Linked DNA regions of Homo sapiens: region 2 is linked to region 1. A link is an interaction called in ENCODE POLR2A ChIA-PET data of the cell type or tissue named here. Cell type or tissue: PC-3. All regions are shown on one strand. Each heading gives the region's core, and the rest is flanking DNA. Links, peaks and the distances in the headings are about the cores only.

Region 1 (4,391 bases), core at 220-4,219:
ACGGAGGGCAGGCATGGTGTGGCACTCTACTGAGGCTGCGGGGAGTCCCTCTGGATTAAAACAGATTCCGAAACAAGCGGTATCCAGCTCTCCTGCTCCCACAGGCCAGACCTGGGGCTAGCCAGGGAAAGGCCTGAACGTCGGAGGAGGCAGTCTCCAGGGCCGCCAAGTGAGGGCTGCTATTCGTCAAAGCTCCAGAGCCCTGTCTCCTGCCACACAGTGTGGCCCTGGCCCATGAAATGGGATGAGGTCAAGATTCTGCAGCCAACAGTTGGGGCCAGCGCTGGGCACAGAAGCCCTGGCGAGGCCCTGTCCTGCCTTTGTCCATGTTCCTTAGAGCCAGCTCAGCCTGACAGAGTCTCAGGGTCCCACCAGGGGCTTCCCAGTGGTGTTGGAGTCTCCCATCCCGGCACAGTTCATTTTTGAGGGCACACACACAAAAGAGAAGGCTCTGAAAATGAAACTGACACTTGTCTGTTTTTTTAATCACCTCTGGATTTAACATCAAGAATGTGGAAAGCAGTGGCCCAGGGCCACAAGGACTATGGTGTGGGCTGGTGGAAGGATGGGCCCCGGTTTTTCTGGTTTTGTTTTAAACCGGGGCCTACCCCAGGATAGTCCGTTGCCTGTGCTGGGGCCTCACCAGGCCCCAGACCCTCCTGGGTGAGAAGGGTCTCCAGGGTGCTGATGGGGACGAGCTGGGCTCCACTTGGGCAGTGCCCCTCTGCCATGTTGAGGTCTCGTGCACACTGCCTGAGCAGGTGCAGGCCAGCAGTTTGCCTTGCTCCGCAGCAACAGCGTGGTGCTTTGCAGCAGGGTTACCTTTTGTTATGTGGTTTGCACCTGGCTGGGTCAGGCTGTCCGTGTGAACCTGTCTCACTCCCTCCGACCCCCTAAAGGGCGGTGGGGCCTTTCCTACCTAGCATGGATGGCGTGTGACTGGAAGGCAGACCGTGTGGCCCAGGAGGAACTGGGAAAAGCTCTGCCCACCCAGATGGGCACCCTGCCTGGGCAGGTGCTGCCTCGTGTCCAGGGGAACCTCTCGTGCAGTGTAGATGCATGCATGTGCTGAAGGGCGGCCTCTGGGAAGGGAGGGGTCCTTCCAGGCCGGGCAGGAAACACCATAAAGCCACCATGCTTCCTTGGGGTGTTGTCGCTGGGTTTTGAGGGTTCTTTGCATGTTTGGGGAGAGAGGAGAATGCTCTTGCCGAAATCGCAGCAAGCTGGAGTCTTTGCACCCTGAGCTTCAGTCTGCCCCTGCCCCTCCCTGGGTGACCCTGGCACATCTGAGCTCCTCCCTCAGCCTGGATTCTGAGCTGTAAAGCGGGAAGAGTGTTAACCCACCTCAGAGACTTCAAACATTATTTCCATAAAGCACCATTCCAGGCACGTTGTCGGGGAGGGGCGGGACATAAATGGCTACTGCTGTTGTCACTTATTGTTGTCAACAATAATCACTGTTGTTGTTTAATTTTTATTTATTTTACTTGCCACTACTATTATTTTATATATTGTATGATGTTATATTCTAAGTAACAGATAACCCAACTTCGGTCTCATCAGAAAATGAACCAAGAAGTTTACTCTCCCGGCCCCACAGGTGGGAGCAAAAGTGGACCTTGATGATACCTCCCAGGTAGACTGGCAGGAGGTTGCAGAGCCAGCACTTTTCTCACCACAGGGACTTGGTGTGAATGTGGCTTCCAGATGCATCTTGCACCTCACATTGGGTACACAAGATGAGACCAGGGTCTCCTTGGGGACCCGGGAAGTGCTGACGGAGGAGGCACTCCTTCCCAGGGACAGGACGGAAAGCATGCCTGGGTGCTGGCTCTGGATCTGACCTTTGCCCCCCCCCCCACTTCAGGGGCAGGAAAGAAGGGGGCAGGACGTCCTGATGCAGGGGCCCAGAGCAGCCACACCAGCCACCAGCGTCCTCGCTGGAAATGCAGATGGTGATTTGTTGGGAGGGTTTCACCACTCTGACGAGCTAATTGTTCTTTGGCCTGGTACGTTAACCAAAATGCTTGCTTTGGAGAATTTTCCCTCCTAGCTGGTTGTTCAGGAAGACCCAGCAAGATCGTCCTTGCTGAAAACATCTTGTCGGAATAAGAGAGAGCTCTAAATGGCATGGGTCATGCTTTCTGATGTTATAGAACTGAGTAGGGAGAAAAAGCAACAATTGTCTCCAAGCAGAGACAATGGATCTTTCATATGAAATATTTATTTTCAGGGCTGCCCAGTGTTCCCTGGGCTGGGACGGTCCGTGGAGCTCGAGCATCCGGGAATGGCAAGCCCCAAACATGTAGTTGGGGACAGAGATTTAGAGAAGAAAAAAGAAAGTCTCCTGACCCGTGGTTCTTGAACAATTTCAGTGGGCACGTCTGGCTTTCTTTGTCGAGTGGAGGCTAAGCTTGCACGAGTTAATTTTGTTTTCTTCCGTGATTTTTTTTTGAAAGCCGCAGGGCTGCACTTGGCGAGTGCTAGAAAGACGGCCACGTTTGGGATCGTGGGCCGGATGGGGCCTCCGTCGGCCAGGCCCAGTTGGCCTTAGCCGGCTGGGTCACAAAATGGAAGTGTGAGGAAAAATAGAGCCCAGAAGAGGAAGGGTCTGTCCCCAAAGGGCTAAGGGAGAGGCCATCGAGAGGGCGATTTGGGCCAATATTTGTGGTTTCCCAGTGTCTGCTCCTCCCCAAATTCCATTCTCAGATGAACTTGGGAGTGGCCCGTAGGTTGTGGGAGAGTCTGGCCTGACTTGGTGAAGCCACACACAAGCAAACACCCTTCCAGGCTGGAGAGGGTGTTTTTGTAACTCTGACAAATGTGGCCCAGAGTTATGGCTCCGTGAATATTTTCTGAATCGACAGAATGAAGAGGCCTACACATGAGCCATCCCCTGGTCCCTTCTCTGAGGTGCTGGAGGAGCTGCCCCGGAGAAGCCAGGCCAGAGTCCAGGCTCCCGTTAGCAGATGTGGGAGGAGCGGGCCGTGCTGGGGCCGTAGTGAAGCGATCTGTGGTGCTCGGGGAGCGTTGGGAAGGCTGAGGTGGCCCATCAGCTGGGGACACCCGGCACATTACGGGGACCTGTCTGGACACCCCAGCGATGCCTTGAAGGAGGACAGATGAGGGAGTGGCCCTGATCAGGTGGGGGACCAGGGTCACCCAAGCAGCTTTCTTGGCCAGTTATATCTGGCTTCAGAAATGAGGTTTTATTTTTTCGTCAATCGGCTGTCACGTTTTATTTTTCTTTCAATGCCAGAGCTTCTCAGCTTGGCCCCTGTAGCCCTGTACGTTAGCCCACTCAGAAGAGAGCTCTCTTTCAGGGTGTCCAGGAGCCTCTGACACTATAGGTAGAATTGGTATAATGGAAATCATGAAAAAGAATGAAATTTTGTGACAATGGGCAGAAAAACCCCAAAACCAGGTTTCTAGTCACTTTTTTGTGCGTGGTGGGAGGCAGTTTGAAAGTAAAACGGAAATCAGGGATGGGAAGCTTCTTGGTGGGGTCTGGACTGGGGAGTCTCATCTTTCTGACCACCCAGGAACCTGTGTGGAGAGAGTGGCTGGGCCACTGTCCAGCCAGCGCCGAGAGGGTTTCCGAGTAGAGATGTTACCGCAGGGTCACCGGTTAGTGTTGTAAAATAAGACTGGTGGTTGTGGATACTAAACGTGTGCATGAGATCTACACGGTAAAAAGGCCAAACAATTTTTTAAGCAGTGATAGAATTTTCCCTCCAGATTTAGAAGGAATCGTCCCTGATGCTTCTGGCTTTCTAAAACCAGGGCGGTTTTCCCCCCCGCCCCGTGGAACGCCCTTTCCTTCATTCTGGCATTTCAGATGGCAGGAAGAGCATTTAGCTGAAATATTTACCTGCTGATTTGGGGTTCTTAAATTTAGAATCCCCTTTCATGTGTTTAAGAGAGATATTTACATTCAAATCAGCCTTTTATAATTACATTTTAAATTATAATAAAATGATGGTGCCGGCGCTCCAGTTTTCCGTGTCTTTTAACTGTAAGAGAAGCTGCCGTGAATTGAATGGGGGCTACCCATCACCCAGAGTCCCCGCTGCCCACCGTGTGGGTTCTGGCCTGCCCGGGCACACGTGTCCTGAGCATGGCAGCTACATGGGTGTTACCTGTGGGGACCTCCCCGCACTGCCAGGAGAAGGGCCTGACGGGGATTCTGGCCCCACACAGTGCGATGGTTGCCCAGCCTCACCGCCTGCAGCTCCATCTGAGAAGGGCCTGATACGGGCTGGGGTCCAGGCCCACTGCCCTCATGTCCTGAGCCCCACGGTGGCCTGCAGGCCTGGTTTGGAGGCCATTATCTCCTCGGCGGCCAGCCGGGCACAGCAGTGGCCACTTCTGGTCGAGGCAGTTCTGTGGGT
Region 2 (4,391 bases), core at 301-4,300, 960 kb before region 1:
CGGATCAATTATGCAGCAAACCCAACCAACTGTTGGACAGGTGGAAAACAACAGACTGGCTGGTAACCTTCAGTCTTTTTGTCTCTACCTGAAATCTAAAAGGTCCAACCTAACCCCTAAATACCGACGGAAAACCTACAGCATAATTAATGTGAAAGGCAAGGGGAGGAAATGGGATGGGATGGAGGAAGGACCACAGTGCAGACCAACAAGACCAAGGTCAATCCAAGTTTCGGCAATTACAAATACAACTTCTATAAACATCCACGGGCAGGTTTTCGTACAGACGTAAGTTTACAAGTTTTCCTTTGGGTAAATACCAAGGACTGTGGTTACTGGTACATAAGGTAAGAGTGTGTTTAGCTTTGTAAGAAACTGACAAACTATTTTCCAAAGTGGCTGTGCCATTTTTCATTCTCACCAGCAACGAATGAGGGTTCCTGCTGCTCCACGTCTTCGCCTGCATTTGGTGTTGTCAGTGTTCTGGATTTTGCCCGTTCTAATATGTGTGTTGTGGCATCTCGTTTTGGACATAGACTTTTTTTGTTTTTGTTTTTTTTGAGACGGAGTCTTGCTCTGTTGCCCAGGCTGGAGTACAGTGATGCCATCTCGGCTCACTGCAACCTCCACCTCCCGGGTTCAAGCAATTCTTCTGCCTCAGCCTCCCGAGTAGCTGGGACTACAGGCACGCACCACAACGCCCGGCTAATTTTTATATTTTTAGTAGAGATGGGGTTTCACCATATTGGCCAGGCTGCTCTCAAACTCCTGACCTTGTGATCTGCCCGTCTCGGCCTCCCAAAGTGCTGGGATTACAGGCATGAGCCACCATGCCTGGCCTGGACATAGACATATTTAGATGAGAGGGCAGAACACTTCAGAAATTACGATTGACATGTGCAAAAGCAAAGGCTGAAAGGCACAAACTGTGCTTGGGCAGGAGGTGCATGGTGCTGTGAAAGAGACCACCTCGCCAGGCAGCCAGGACCTGGAAGACCTACGGGATGTCAGGGGCTGCACTCGGCAACTCGCACCCAGGATCTCATGTGCTTGTCTATTTCATGTTTCATAGATGCATGCATTGTGCCCCCTCTACATTTTATGTTCCAGGATATCTGTAATCACTTGTACTCATCACTCCACCACTTGTGTGAGTTGTACTTGTCCCAGTATTTGGTCCAGTGCCCCAAACACATTAAGTGATCCTTGTTTTCTGAAAACAAAGGCAGAGATGTGGTCATCTTGCCTGTGTAGCTGGTACCTTGGACATGCACAAGTTGTGATGTAATAAAGCTACAGCTCTTTTTTTTTTTTAGATGGAGTCTCACTCTTGTCACCCAGGCTGGAGTGCATTGTCGTGATCTTGCCTCACTGCAACCTCCACCTACTGAGTTCAAGGGATTCTCCTGCCTCAGCCTCCCAAGTAGCTGGTATTACAGGCATGCACCACCAAGTCTGGCTAATTTTTTTGTGTATTTTTAGTAGAGATGGTGTTTCACCATGTTGGTCAGCCTGGTCTCGAACTTCTGACCTCGTGATCCGCCCACCTCGGCATCCCAAAGTGCTGGGATTACAGGCGTGAGCCACCACACCTGGCCAAATACAGCTCTTTTACCTCCTGCTCTGCATATGAAATCTGTTCGGAGGGAGCAGCCCTCCTCTGGCCAGGATGAAAACTCTGGCAGGCCCTCGACTTTCCTATGTACTCTCAGGTAATAAGCAGTTGCTCTAATTACCAAACACAATCTCTTTAAAAAATTATTATTTTTAGAGACATTGTCTCGCTTTTTCACTCTGTTGCTCAGAATGAAGTGCAATGGCACAATCATAGCTCACTGCACCCTTGAACTCCTGGGCTCAAGCAATCCTCCCACTTCAGCCTCTCTAGAAGCTGGGATTACAGGTGCATGCCACCATGCTCAGCTAGTTTTTAAATTTTTTGTAGAGACAGGGTCTTGCCATGTTGCCCAGAGTGGTCTCAAATTCCTGGCTTCAAGTGATCCACCCATCTCTGTCTCCCAAAGTGTTGGGATTACAGATATAATCCACCATGCCTGGCCCAAATACAGTCTTGATTCAGAAACTCAAGCCCAAGATATCAATCAAGTCTCCAGATTTGATCTAATGTGAGACCTTCTCACATTAGAAGAGTCTGCTTCTACAGGGGAAGTGGGCAGTTCTCCTCCTCTCCATTTCTCTTATCTTGTACTACTCTCTCTCCTGCATCCAAGCCCATCACCCAGCTTCCCAGCCAGTTTTTGGCCCCTGAAGTAGGAAGGTAGGCAGTAAAAAGTGGTAAGGAGATAGAAAAGGACCTAAATTGGAAGCATCAAAAACTAGTTTCACACTGTCCAGGCCATAAATTACCAAAAAAAAAAAATGGCTATAATTCTTCACTCCTTCCTGAATCTGTGCCCTTTTCATGTGACCTTGCAATTGTTCTCACTAAAGAGGCAGAGTTGATTTTCCTACCCGTTAAATCTGGGCTGGCATTGTGACTTGCTTCAGCTGATAGAATGCTGTGGAAATGGTGGCCTTCCAGTTCCAAGCCCAGGCCTCAAGAGATCTTGCATACTTGTGCTGACTGTCATGATCTCCACGTGAATACCAGGCTAGCCTGCTGGAGGATGAGACACCACATGGAGCCAGGCCAAGTCACTCCAGCCAAGGCCAGCCTAGACCAGCCCTGTCCCAGACAACTTGCCAGCTGACAAAAAAACACATGAAAAAGCCCAGCCCAGTCCAGTCTAGACCAAAAAAGTCCAGCGGACAAGTCAATTACCACAGACTTTGTCATGGTTTGGAGCCAATAAGTTTTGGGGATGTTTGTTACACACCCCTATGATGGCAATAAGTAACAGCTACACTCCAGTTCTGGCAAATGTTCAAAGGTGATTCTCTTCTGGGGCACTCTCATGGACTCTTTGAAGAGCCCTGCTGTGGAAGGCCTCTCCCTGCAACTCTGAAGGCGTAGGGAATTCATATTTTCCTTCAGATCCTCCGATCTCCTCCCTCGGCTCTGTTTCTCCGGTGGTTCACTCCACCCTGTCTCTCCCTGTTGAGGTCACCTCATTTGAAATTGTAACTTTCAAATGAAACCCTTCAGGCCTGGAAAAACATAAAAGAGTGCAGAGAAATAAGCCAGGTACAAAAGAACAAATACTGTATGATTCCACAGATAAAGTATCAATAACAGGCAAATTCATAGAGACAAAAAGTCTAATAGAGGTGTCAGGGCTGAGGAGAGGGGGTTGGGGAGTTGTTTAATGGGTACAGAGTTTCTCTCTGAGATAATGAAAAAGTTCTGGGAGTGGATAGTATTGAGAGTGACACAACATGGAGAATTTATTTGATGCCACTGAATTGTATGCTTACACTTAATAGACTTAAATATGGTGTCTGGACAGGGCTGCCAATTCATTCCATGAAGGCAATGTCACTCTGCTACCAAAATCACACAAAGACATCACAAGAAAAGAAAACTAGGACGGGCACAGTGGCTAATGCCTGTAATCCCAGCACTTTGGGAGGCCAAGGTCAGAGGATCACCTGAGGTCAGGAGTTCGAGACCAGCCTGACCAACATGGTGAAACTCCATCTCTACTAAAAATACAAAAATTAGCCAGGCGTGGTGGCACATTCCTGTAGTCCCAGCTACTCAGGAGGCTGAGGCAGGAGAATCGCTTTAACCCAGGAGGCAGAGATTGCAGTGAGCCAAGATCGCACCACTACATTCCAGCCTGGATGACTCCGTCTCAAAAAAAGAAGAAAGAAAGAAAGAAGGAAGGAAAGAAAGAAAGAAAGAAAGAAAGAAAGAAAGAAAGAAAGAAAGAAAGAAAGAGAAAACTAAAGACCAATATCTCTTTTGAATGTACCATAAAACTCCTCAATCAAATATTAGCGAATTAAATCCAGAAACATATAAAGAGGATTATATGCCATGACCAAATGGGGATTTATCCCAGAAATCAAATGAGATTCTTATCTCAAGAATGCAAGTTTGATTTAACATCCAAAAATTAATATGATGTACCATATAGATAGAATAAAGAACAAAAATCACATGGTCATCTCAGGAGATACAAAAAAGGCATTTGACAAAATCCAGAACCCTTTCATAAAAACATGCAGCAAGTGAGGAATAGAAGGAAACTTCCTCAACCTGATCATATGTGAAAAACTCACAGTTACATTTCTTTTTATTTTTTATTTTTTAGACAAAGTTTTGCTCTTGTTGCCCAGGTTGGAGTCCAATGGCATGATCTCGGCTCACCGCAACCTCCGCCCGCCTCCCGAGTTCAAGCGATTCTCCTACCTTAACCTCCAGAGTAGCTGGGATTATAGGGATGCACCACCACGCCAGGCTAATTTTTTGTATTTTTAGTAGAGAC

Evidence for each region. ChIA-PET counts read pairs that join two places held together with the same protein. Peaks named below come from ENCODE experiments on the same cell type or tissue, not always from the same donor. Only the 100,000 strongest peaks of a DNase experiment are listed, where the experiment ranks them.
Region 2: POLR2A ChIA-PET joins it to region 1 with 11 read pairs; 1 of 35 experiments calls an interaction of 5 or more read pairs at or near these places.

What each region holds. Positions count from the first base shown.
Region 1 is chr22:46,074,173-46,078,563 of GRCh38, forward strand. All of the region lies in intron 1 of LOC124905135 (collagen alpha-1(III) chain-like), which reads left to right. Among named protein-coding and RNA genes, the nearest start is that of LINC02939, 5.3 kb to the left of the region's middle. In PC-3, for the core only: no CTCF peak of the experiment used is centred there; a DNase peak (open chromatin) is centred at 2,719; H3K4me3 peaks cover 4,000 bases; H3K27ac peaks cover 4,000 bases.
Region 2 is chr22:45,109,874-45,114,264 of GRCh38, forward strand. No RefSeq gene overlaps it. Among named protein-coding and RNA genes, the nearest start is that of NUP50-DT, 52 kb to the right of the region's middle. In PC-3, for the core only: no CTCF peak of the experiment used is centred there; a DNase peak (open chromatin) is centred at 2,608.